Regions from separate parts of the Homo sapiens genome. Here all the other regions are linked to region 2. A link is a contact called in ENCODE Hi-C or POLR2A ChIA-PET data. All regions are on one chromosome and are shown on one strand. Each heading gives the region's core, a stretch centred on a gene start or an enhancer-like site at or near the end of the contact. The rest is flanking DNA. Distances are from core to core; before and after follow the strand shown. Region 1 overlaps NOD2 (nucleotide binding oligomerization domain containing 2). Region 2 overlaps CHD9 (chromodomain helicase DNA binding protein 9). Region 3 holds the start of ADCY7 (adenylate cyclase 7).

Region 1 (3,622 bases), core at 950-3,449, 2.4 Mb before region 2:
TCTTTTTTTTTTTTTTTTGAGACCCAGTCTTGCTCTGTCACCCAGGCTGGAGTGCAGTGGTGTGATCTCGGCTCACTGCAACCTCCGCCTCCCAGGTTCAAGTGATTCTCCTGCCTCAGCCTCCTGAGTACCTGGGACTACAGGCACCTGCCACCACGCCTGGCTAATTTTTTGTATTTTTAGTAGTGATGGGGTTTCACCATGTTGTCCAGGCTGGTCTGGAACTCCGGACCTTAGGGGATCTACCCGCCTTGGCCTCCCAAATTGCTGGGATTACAGGCATGAGCCACCATGCTCAGCCATATCTTGCTATTTTCTACATGGATTACATGTTGAAATGGTAATGTTTTGGCTATTGTGGATTAAATAGAATATATGATTAAAGTTGATTTCATCTATTTCTTTTAACTTTAAAAAATATGTCTGTTAGAGGATTTGAAATTCCACATGCGGCTTGCATTTGTGACCTGCATTTCATTTCTGTGGAACAGTGCCCTTTTTGGGACATGCTTTGAAGGTGGAGTCAACAGGATTTGGCAGATTACAGACGAGAGGCTTCAAGGGTGACTCCAAGACTTCGGGGCAGAGCACCTGGAAGAAAGGGGTTAATATTAGCCAAGATGAGGAAGGCTGTCGGTTTGGCAGGTGCATGGGCAGGTTAGGAGTTTAGTTTTGAATATGTTGGAGGTGTTTATGAAACTTTTAAGTGGAGATGGAAAATAGGCAGTTGGATGTGCAAGTCCAGGGTTCAGGGAGACAGTTCAGGCTGGAGATGAAGATGTGGGAGTCTGAGGAGAGATTGTATTCAAATATTCAATCCATGAGACTTGATGAAATCACTTCTCTTCCAAATGATTTACAGCCTGCAGAATCATTTTCCCTATCTTTGTAGGTTTATGTCTTCATTTTGTTTCATTTATTTTTCAGTTATTCACTGTTTTAGTGAGTTTTGAGTAGGAGCCAGATTGGATGCATGCGTTCAATTCACCATCCAACACTGTATTAACTACTTGAAACTCATGTGGTTGTTCGGTTGTTTTTTTGACCTTTTATTCTGGATGGAAGAGAGATGCTTATGAAGTTGCAGTAATCAGTAAGCCTTCCCACATTGCTCCATCAGCCTTCCTGGAAGAATAATGTCTTCTGCCTTTCCTGTAGGCAAGAAGGCTGCTTGATCTTGCCACGGTGAAAGCGAATGGATTGGCTGCCTTCCTTCTACAACATGTTCAGGAATTACCAGTCCCATTGGCCCTGCCTTTGGAAGGTAGGTGTATGTTCTCAGTTAATCAGAAAGGGAAGGGCAGTCAGTGCAGATCCATGGTTAAGAGCAGAACACACCTCGGTTAACATCCCATATGCTGGCAGTATAGCCTCCCTATGACTCAATTTCCTTGTTTTAAGGCTAGCACCACCCCGTCTCATTGGGATTTTGGGAGCATTAAAAGGACAAAAGCGTGTAATGTTAGCTATTAGCTTTCATTATCTCCCACACAGTATACTGACAATTGGGCTACCATATATTGAGGGCTAACTAAAGGTGTTACTTACCATCCAAACTCTCATTATCTGTACCGAAAAGATATGGACACATGTTTTGAGTTAGGGCTGGTATCTCTTGATCTCTGAAATTTAGCAGCTCACAATGGGAAACTCAAGAACCAAGTGGATCTAGAGACTCTGGTATCCCTCAGTGCCCAGGGTCACCACCCAAACTCAGGAACAGGAGGGGCTTGGACCGCACCACTTGAACATACCAGGCATCCTGCCAGGTGCTTTATGGACAATGTCTACCCTTTGCAACAACCCTGAGAAGTAGGTGGTGTTTTTTTCCACCTTATAGATGTGGAAACTGGGCAGGGAGGTTAAGTGACGAGGGAGGGGAAGATGGGTCTGATTGTAAATTGTCCCCACCTACACTTTCTCTTTTCTTGGGAGAAGAAATGTCAGTTGTAAAGAGAGAGTGCAAGCCTGGCACTCTTTAGGGCTTGTTCCTACACCACTGTAGGGAAAGCTCATTGGCACTGAAGCCCCCTGAGCTGTGTGTGGTGCTGGCAGATGGGTCTATCACCCTGGGCTGTGTCCTCTGGGCAGCAAGCAAGCCTGTGGGCGGGGTGGCTGGAAGTCTGTGCCTGGCACTCGCGAGTGCACCGTCTCATTGAAGAACAGGATCTAAACATCAGTGCGCCACAGCAGGGTGCGCGGCACGGAGTGCAGGCCCTGGTTTGGCCCTTGGTTGAGGTTTGCTGTTGACATCATCAAGCACAGCTAGTCACTGTAAGACCAGGCCAGGGTGCAAGATTCCCCACACTTCTAAAGGTGACAATTGGTGTGTTTATTTCTCTATAAAATGACATTTTTTTTTTCTGGAGAATTTTAGTATCATTGGTGATGACTGGAAAACCTGCATCAGAAATCAGGTCGGAAGAGGAAGATATATATCTGATATGTACTGGAGAGGAAGATATCTATCTTATGGTCTAAGTTCAGGGATCCTGGTATATTCAGAGGGCAGAAAGCTCAGCAATAATCATCAACTCTGGGAACAGAGGTGACATAAACACAGGGCGTCCCCTTTGTGTGACTGCAGATAGTCATCAGTGAGCTCAGAGCTCTATGAAAATTACTTGCTAGTTTTTGGGTTGAAAATAGTGGGCCAGTGTTTGGTTGGGGGCAGTGAGGCTGTGATGGCGGGGGACCATGCCAAGCTCCTACCAGCCTGGGACGCTAAACCAGCACTTCCCCATTTCCTGAAAGGGGAACTAAACTCTGACACAGGAAATGGTTTGCTTGCATTACTTTCAGGATGAGAAAGGAAGAGCACTGGCCTTCCAAACACACCCCGTGCATGAAAACTCTCCCTGCATGGGGTGCATGGGGAGGATGGGGAAGTGGAGGCAGGATCACAGACTCTTGTTCGAGTGCTCAGCTGGGGCACCCCGGTGACCCCGAGGCCTTCCCTTGCTAGGTCCACCCAGATCAATCAGGATCATCTCCCCATCTCGAAGTTTAACTTTATCACATCTCAGAGTTCCTTTTGCCACGTAAGGTAACATATTCACAGGTTCTGAGAATCCGGACATGGACATCTTTGAGGGTCTATTGTTGTGCCTACTATATCCATGAATAATAATGATAATAAGCACCATTTTTTGAGAGTTTGCCATGTCAGATATTCTTTTAAACTGTATTTTATCTCGCTGCCTCCTGAAAAAATCCTTCCAGGTGTATATTGTCCCCATTTTTACAGATGAGAGAACTGAGGCCCAGAAAGGCTAAATGGCTTGCCCAAGTGTATGGTGGACCCAGGTTTTCAAACTCAGGTGTGTCTGGCTTCAGAGACTGGGCTCCTGAGCCCTTAAGCCCTTTGTTCCCCTTTAGAAAAAGTCACCTGAGGCTGAGTGGTGAAGGGATTTATCCAAAGCCACCCGGCCACTATGGCAGGACAGATATCAGAATACAGGTCTTCCGATCCCAGCCCAGAGCCCCTTCCCGTCATCTAGAACTCCTCCTGGTGTCAGTAATGATAACGGCAGTCACTGATGTCTTTTGAGCACTTACTTTGTGTTGAGCACTTACACTGTGCTAAGCACTTGACATAGGTCATCTTAGTTGATCCGTGTAA
Region 2 (3,627 bases), core at 303-2,802:
GGGGGCTGAGGTGGGAGGATTACTTGAGTCTAGAAGTTCCAGACCAGCCTGGGCAACATAGCAAGACCCCATATCTACAAAAAAATGAAAAATTAGCCAGGTGTGGTGGTGCACCTGTAGTCCCAGCTACTCAGGAGGCTGAGGTAAGCGAATCAATTGAGCTGAGGAGTTTGAGGTTGCAATGAGCCATGATCATGCCACTGCGCTCCAGCCTGGGCAACTGAGGGGGACCCTGTCTCAAAAAACAAACGAAAATTAGCTGGGCATGGTGGCATGCACCTGCAGCCCCAGCTACTTGGGAAGCTGACGGGGGAGGATCACTTCAGACCAGGAGTTTGAGACTATAGTGAGCCATGATTGCACCACCGCACTCCAGCCTAGGTGACAGGGCAAGATGTTGTCTCTTTTTTTTTTTTTTTTTTTTTTTGAGACGGAGTTTCACTCTTTTGCCCAGGCTGAAGTGAAATGGCATGATCTCAGCTCACTGCAACCTCCGCCCCCCCGGGTTCAAGCGATTCTCCTGCCTCAGTTTCCCAAGTAGCTGGAATTATAGGTGCCCACTGCCATGCCTGGCTAATTTTTGTGTATTTAGTGGAGATGGGGTTTCGCCATGTTGGCCAGGCTGGTCTCGAACTCCTGACCTCAGGTGATTCACCCGCCTTGGCCTCCCAAAGTGCTAGGATTACAGGCATGAGCCACCTCGCCTGGCCAAGATGCTGTCTCTTTAAAACAAAAAAACAAACAAAAAAGACAGACACACAAAAGGAATACTAAGTGTTCATCTGATTTGAGTCTTTACCTGACCTGTGAATCTCCATTGAACATTGTCAGCCATTTCTTGAGTCCTCAGTAAGATGGAACTTCACATCTCACTGGGCAACTCATTCCACTGACAGAAGTTTAAAGCTGTGTCATAGTTGTAGTTTCCCCCAAAGCAGATCACGAGAAAAGGATTCAGGTGCCAGAAATGTATTTCGGAAATGATCCCAGGAAGCCCAGTGAGAGTGAAATTAACCGAGAAAGGGAGAAAAGCCAATAAAAAAGGTGTTGATGAGTGAGTTACCACTGGGCAATTGGGTCTCCATCCCTCAGGGACCCTTAGCGAGACTATAGAAAATATTTCAGAAGTGTCCCACGAAAAGGCAGGGAGACTGGGGTATATCCTCGACTCTCATACCTCATTATTGAGGGTTGTCTTGCTAACTGTCTGCTGTGCACACCCTGAAGCCAGAAAATAACTTAAAGCAGAAGTGAAAGGTAGCCCAGGGCATCTGGAAATGTCTGCAGGTAACCTCGGGTGAGCTGAGGAGTATGGGTGGGGCACCCATAGTGTCTCCAACAAAGTGTTTCTGACTTTGCTTTCTAAGATGTGCAACTCATACCACAAGGGGTCTTGTGAGATGGCTTTGGTGTGGCACAGAGAGAGACATGGTACCCAAGAGCACAAAGTCTCAGAATGGGAAAGGGATTTTTCCCTTTTGAGCTGTCTCTTTGATCCTGCTCTGCCCGCCTCTCACCCCTGGGGCTGCCCTCTCTCCCCAGAGCAGGTGCTCCACCCACGCTGGCCTTTCACTTCCTCCAACTTGTGGGACTGGGACTCTTGCTTCTGACTGCAGCCAACAGAAGTCTGGGCAAAGTACTAGAATGCTACTGTAACACTTGATTGTCTCCTCTTTCATTGGAAAGACAGCAGTCCTCCAGTTCAGGGCATTTAAGAGGCAACAGTAAGTGTGACCATTTAATAACATTGTTAAAACTGTAACAATCTAATAACATTGTTTGCTGTTATGTTTATCTTTACAGTTTCCACCTGTACATGGCTTTTCATGTATGGTAGTAATATAACGTTTCCCTTAAAATAAATGTATATAAATCGTGTGTCCATTTAAAGAAAAATATTAAATAAGAGTATCAATGGTATGAGGATAGAATAAAATATAATAGGCCAGGTGCAGTGGCTCATGCCTGTAATCCTAATACTTTGGGAGGTACACGCAGGGAGGTCACTTGAAGCCAGGAGTTGGACACCAGCCTGGGCAACATAGTGAGACCCCATCTCTACAAAACATTTTAAAAATTACCTGGGTGTAGTGATGCATGCCTGTAATCCAGCTACTCAGGAGGCTGAGGTGGGAGGATGGTTTAAGCCCAGGAGTTCGAGGTTACAGTGAGCTATGATCATGCCACTGCACTCCAGGAAGACCCCAATTATTTAAAAATAAAAATTTATGGAGCCGGGTGCGATGGCTCACGCCTGTAATCCCAGCACTTTGGGAGGCCAAGGAGGGCTGATCACCTGAGGTTGGGAGATTGAAACCAGCCTGACCAACATGGAGAAACCCCATCTCTACTAAAAATACAAAATTAGCCAGGCACATGCCTGTAATCCCAGATACTCGGGAGGCTAAGGGAAGAATCGCTTGGACCCGGGAGGCAGAGGTTGTGGTGAGCCAAGATCGCGCCATTGCACTCTAGCCTGGGCAACAAGAGTGAAACTCCGTCTCAAAAAAATAAAATAAAAAATAAAAGAATTTTATTAGAAAAATATATATGTATAAAATACCCACCACTTACTGGGTACTTACTAAGTGCTGGATGCTCTTCTAAGCACTTTCCATGCGTCATTCAAATCATTCAATTAATCCTCACCAATATGGGTTAAGTACTATTTGAGGTAGGGACTCTTTGCCCCATGTTACTACTGAGCAAACAGGCATAGAGAAGTTAAATAACGTGCCCAAAGTTATATAGCTAGGAAGTGATGAGCTGGAAAATAAACCCAGGTGGTCCTGCTCCAGATTTGTGCTCTAAATTGCAGAATTATGCTGCTTCTCATAAATTTCACACACACACACACACACACACACACACACACACACACACACAAAATGTGAAGGTGATATTTGAATAACTGAAGTTAGGGGAAAACTGCCCTAAAAGGTTCCCCATTTTTTCTGTCTCCCTGTATCTACTGCCCTTTGGTTGCCATACTTTTTCTTTTTCTTTATTTTTTTATTTTTATTTTTATTTTTTTGAGACAGAGTCTCGCTCTGTCGCCCAGGCTGGAGTGCAGTGGCGCAATCTTGGCTCACTGCAAGCTCCGCCTTCGGGTTCACGCCATTCTCCTGCCTCAGCCTCCTCAGTAGCTGGGACTACAGGCGCCCGCCACCACGCCCGGCTAATTTTTTGTATTTTTAGTAGAGATGGGGTTTCACCATGTTAGCCAGGCTGGTCTCAATCTCCTGACCTCGTGACCCGCCCATCTCGGCCTCCCAAAATGCTGGGATTACAGGCATAAGCCACCATGCCTGGCCTTTTTTTTTTTTTTTTTTAAGAAAGACAGGATCTCACTCTGTTGCCTAGGCTGGAGTCCAGTGTTGTGATCATAGCTCACTGAAGCTTAAACTCCTAGGCTCTGGCCATCCTCCCACCTCAGCCTCCAGAGTAGCTGGGGGTACAGACCTATGAGCCACCATGCCCAGCTAATTTTTTTTTTTTGGTAGAAACAGGTCTGGCTGTGTTGCCCAGGCTGGTCTCAAACTCCTGGCCTCAAATGATCCTCCTGCCTCAGCCTCCCAAAGTTCTGGAATTACAGGCATGAGCCACCATATATGGCCTGGTTGGCAT
Region 3 (3,334 bases), core at 829-3,328, 2.8 Mb before region 2:
GTAAATACCTGAGATTGAATTGCTGAGTCATTGGGGAAGCATATGGTTTGCTTTTGTCCACACTGCCAGGCAGTTTTCATCATGGTGGCTCCATTTTACATTCCCACTAGCAGTACATGAGAGTGAAGAGCTGCTTCTCCTCCTTGTCAACACTTGGTATTTTCATTTTAATTTTAGCCATTCTAGTGGTACAGTGGAATCTCTATATGGTTTTAATTTGCTGGTGGCTAATGATGTTGAGTATCTTTTTCATGTGCTTATTGGTCATTTTGGCATCCTCTTTGTTGAAGTACCTGTGTAAGTCTCTTGTTCATCTTTTAATTGGGCCATTTGTCTTTTTCTTATTGGTTTGTGGGAGGTCTTTTTTTTTTTTTTTTTTTCTGAGACAGAGTCTCACTCTGTTGCCCAGGCTGGAGTGCAGTGGTGTGATCTCGGCTCACTGCAACCTCTGCCTCCCAGGTTCAAGTGATTCTCCTGCCTCAGCCTCCCAAGTAGCTGGGATTACAGGCTCATGCCACCACGCCTGGCTAATTTTTGTGCTTTTAGTAGAAACGGGATTTTGCCATGTTAGCCAGGCTGGTTTCAAACTCCTGACATCAGGTGATCCGCCCACCTTAGCCTCCCAAAGTGCTGGGATTACAGGCATGAGCCACCATGCCAAGCCTGGGAGATCTTTATATATGCTAGGGAGGAGTCTTTTGTCAGTCATATAGGATGTGACTTTCTCCTAGTCAGTGGCTTGTCTTTCCCCTCTTTTGATGATGATGATGTCTGTTCCTTCTCTGCTCTGGGACATTTGCTAGGGAGACATTTGCTGATAGGAGGGCGACCCTGATGGGGAGGATCCCCTGAGGTCTCCCACTCCCTCCTGTGGCCTCTGGAGCAGCCTGGAACCCTGTGTGAGTCCTATGCCTGTCTCCACCAGATGGCAGACCTTAGATCACCTGCTAGTTCCCTGCATGGGGCCTGGCACAGAGACAGCACCTAACATGTTCAGTTCCTCCTGATCAGTATGTGTGGGATGTCTACTCTGTGACCAGCTGGGGCTGGACGCTGGGGACACAGCTGTTGATATTACAGCTGCCCTCCCATCTCTGCCCTCCTCAAGGATATAACCTAGGAAAGACAGACCAGCAACCAGTGGTCACAGCACAGAGGTGCTGTGATGGAGGAAGGTGCAGGGGTTAGAAGACCAGAAGAGGGGTGTCTGACCCTGGATGTGGGAGGTGGAGGAGGTACACCATTGCTTTGAGGAGCTCGTAATCCCAGGATGCCAGTCACATGCTCAGAAGGGCTCCCTGAGGACCAGGTGCTGCTGTGGCCAGCGGGCTGGAGGCCTCCCCCTCTGTTTTGGGAGTCTCCACTCTCTCCTCTTAGCCTCTCCTGATCTGCTCCCTCGCCACTGAGCGCCCCATGATCCCAGTGGGGAAACTGAGGCCTGGCATAGCAGAAGGGGTGCTGGGGTTTGATTCCCAGCCTCATGGTGCCCAGGGATGTTGGGGGCTCTCCAGGGACTCTGATTTTGGAATAGGAGCCCCAAGGATGGGCCTGCCCCTGCCCTGCTCCCAGCATGGGAGCGTAGGTGAGATGGAGAGGCAGTGGGCTGGGCTGGAAGATCTTTGACCTCTCCTGGGCCCCTCTCAGAGGTGGACGGGGCCACCTTACTACATAGATAGGGAAATTGAGTCCCAGGAAGGCGCGGGGGGCCTGTCTGTGAGCGTCAGAGCCCACAGGAGGCTCAGGCCAGGCCGCTAATTGCTAATTGCTCACTAAGGATGCATTTGCTCCCCACTTTGAACAGTTGTCTTGGGGCTTCTAATGGAGGTTTTTGGTGCTTGTTTTATTATTATTTTTTCAAAATTGTTCCAGCTTCAAGCTTCAAATTTCCATGAAGTCATTGGAGCCCGACAGCTCCCAGGCCTGGCAGCTCCCAGGCTGCGGAGAGCAGCACTGTGGCTGGGGGAGGGGGCCCTGCACACCCCGAGAGGCTGGGCTGTGGGCTGTGCCTTAGCCTTGCTGCCGCCGCCGCCGCTGCTGCCGCTGCCGGAGCAGGAAGTGGTGGGTCCCAGATGTGACTCACTCTCATTAGGTAGCGTGGAAGGAGCCTTCGGATGGGTGAGCCTGGGCGCGTCTGAGGAAGGGCAGGCGGGGGCCGGGCCACCTCCCTGCAGACCCTGGCCGGCTGCTGGGGCCGGGGAGGAGAGCCAGGTAAAAGTGGGGTGTGGGGATGGAGTGTCACCAGTCCTAGTGGCTTGAGCCCCAGGGGACGGGGCTGGACAGTGGGTGGGAAGCAGCTCACCCGGCAGCCTGGCCTGGGAGTGCACTGGGCAGGGTCTGGGCTGGGGGAGTAGGAGGCTCCGTGAGCCTACTGGGCAGATGGCTGGGAGAGGCGGCCCTTCAACAGGGGACCAGAGGCGACTTGTCACTGGCTTTTCCCAGCCTGACAAGAAAGTGCGGTTGTGACCACAATGTTGTACATGTGGCCCGTTCCATCTGGAATTCTAGGAACCACAGACTCTCAAATGTCCACACTCCTTCTCGAGGGTGTAATTTTACATTTACAAGCACACATGACTTTTCTCAATGAAAGGAAACATTGGCAAGGGAAGGCCAATTCAACTAATTTTATGAAATTATAAAACAAAAAACAAACAAAACCTCTGAAAGGAGTGCATGCCTGAGGGTCAGGAAACCAAGATGCCTCCAAAAAGCAGACTGGTTTCCCTTTCCCTGCAATGCCTCTCCTCTATCCCCCAGGGACCGCATGGGCCATCTGGAGTGGGTCTTTCTGGAGCGGGTCTTTCTGGAGCTTTCTATGCATTCATCTAAACATGTATGTACAGAGGGTGAGGCAGTTGCCTCTTCTCTGTGTCATCACATCAGGGTCAAGGGCAGGGACATCTGTGGCTGGGGGCTTCCTCCCTGGACAGCCATTGCTGGAGAGGAGAAGGGAGGGCCGGGAGGGGGAAGCCAAGGGCCTGGAGGTAGGGGCCAGGCCGAGCCACCTACGACAGGGGCCCTGGGTCCAAGGCCTGGACGGGCAGCCAGTGTGGGCTGGATGTGTCTGGAAGGGCTATGTGACCGTGGGCCTTCACTAGCATCACCATCTTGCAGATGGAGGCTGTGAGGGGTGGACTCAACACCAGTGTTTCTCGGAGTGAGGACCGGGCTGCCCAGGGAATCACAGGGGGTTCTAGCCTGTGTGTGGAAGGACATGTTTAAAATCTAAGTATTTGTCTTGGGGAAAAAAAAATCTGTAAATAGGACATTGCCATTGTGACATCATGACTGTATTATTGTCTTAGACGAGGCCAAAGGAGACATAAAAGTGACA

The links. A loop is a pair of places that touch in the nucleus more often than their neighbours do. ChIA-PET counts read pairs that join two places held with the same protein, here RNA polymerase II (POLR2A). Pooled maps may share reads with other maps.
Region 1: a loop to region 2 is called in a pooled map, with 5 times the contacts of the local background. The contact joins two enhancer-like sites. A Hi-C loop is called at or near these places in 2 of 37 single-sample maps with no recorded cell type and 3 of 50 pooled maps.
Region 3: POLR2A ChIA-PET joins it to region 2 with 12 read pairs in activated B cell. The contact joins the promoter of ADCY7 here to the enhancer-like site in region 2. A Hi-C loop is called at or near these places in 1 of 37 single-sample maps with no recorded cell type and 2 of 50 pooled maps. POLR2A ChIA-PET finds 5 or more read pairs at or near these places in 1 of 52 experiments (activated B cell).

What each region holds. Positions count from the first base shown.
Region 1 is chr16:50,706,697-50,710,318 of GRCh38, forward strand. NOD2 (nucleotide binding oligomerization domain containing 2) reads left to right here. Exons shown (of 12, transcript NM_001370466.1): 3 at 1,159-1,264. Among named protein-coding and RNA genes, the nearest start is that of NOD2, 15 kb to the left of the region's middle. RefSeq lists silencers at 2,711-2,920, 3,329-3,534. Within about 2 kb of position 2,200, at least 7 of the 41 ENCODE cell types and tissues checked have a DNase peak (open chromatin) inside an H3K27ac peak, as active enhancers do.
Region 2 is chr16:53,060,517-53,064,143 of GRCh38, forward strand. All of the region lies in intron 1 of CHD9 (chromodomain helicase DNA binding protein 9), which reads left to right. Among named protein-coding and RNA genes, the nearest start is that of CHD9, 7.3 kb to the left of the region's middle. RefSeq lists a silencer at 109-335 and enhancers at 860-919, 1,030-1,079, 1,340-1,699. Within about 2 kb of position 1,553, at least 14 of the 41 ENCODE cell types and tissues checked have a DNase peak (open chromatin) inside an H3K27ac peak, as active enhancers do.
Region 3 is chr16:50,264,473-50,267,806 of GRCh38, forward strand. ADCY7 (adenylate cyclase 7) reads left to right here and starts at 2,079. Exons shown (of 26, transcript NM_001114.5): 1 at 2,079-2,208. RefSeq lists enhancers at 1-155, 1,223-1,816, 1,762-1,851.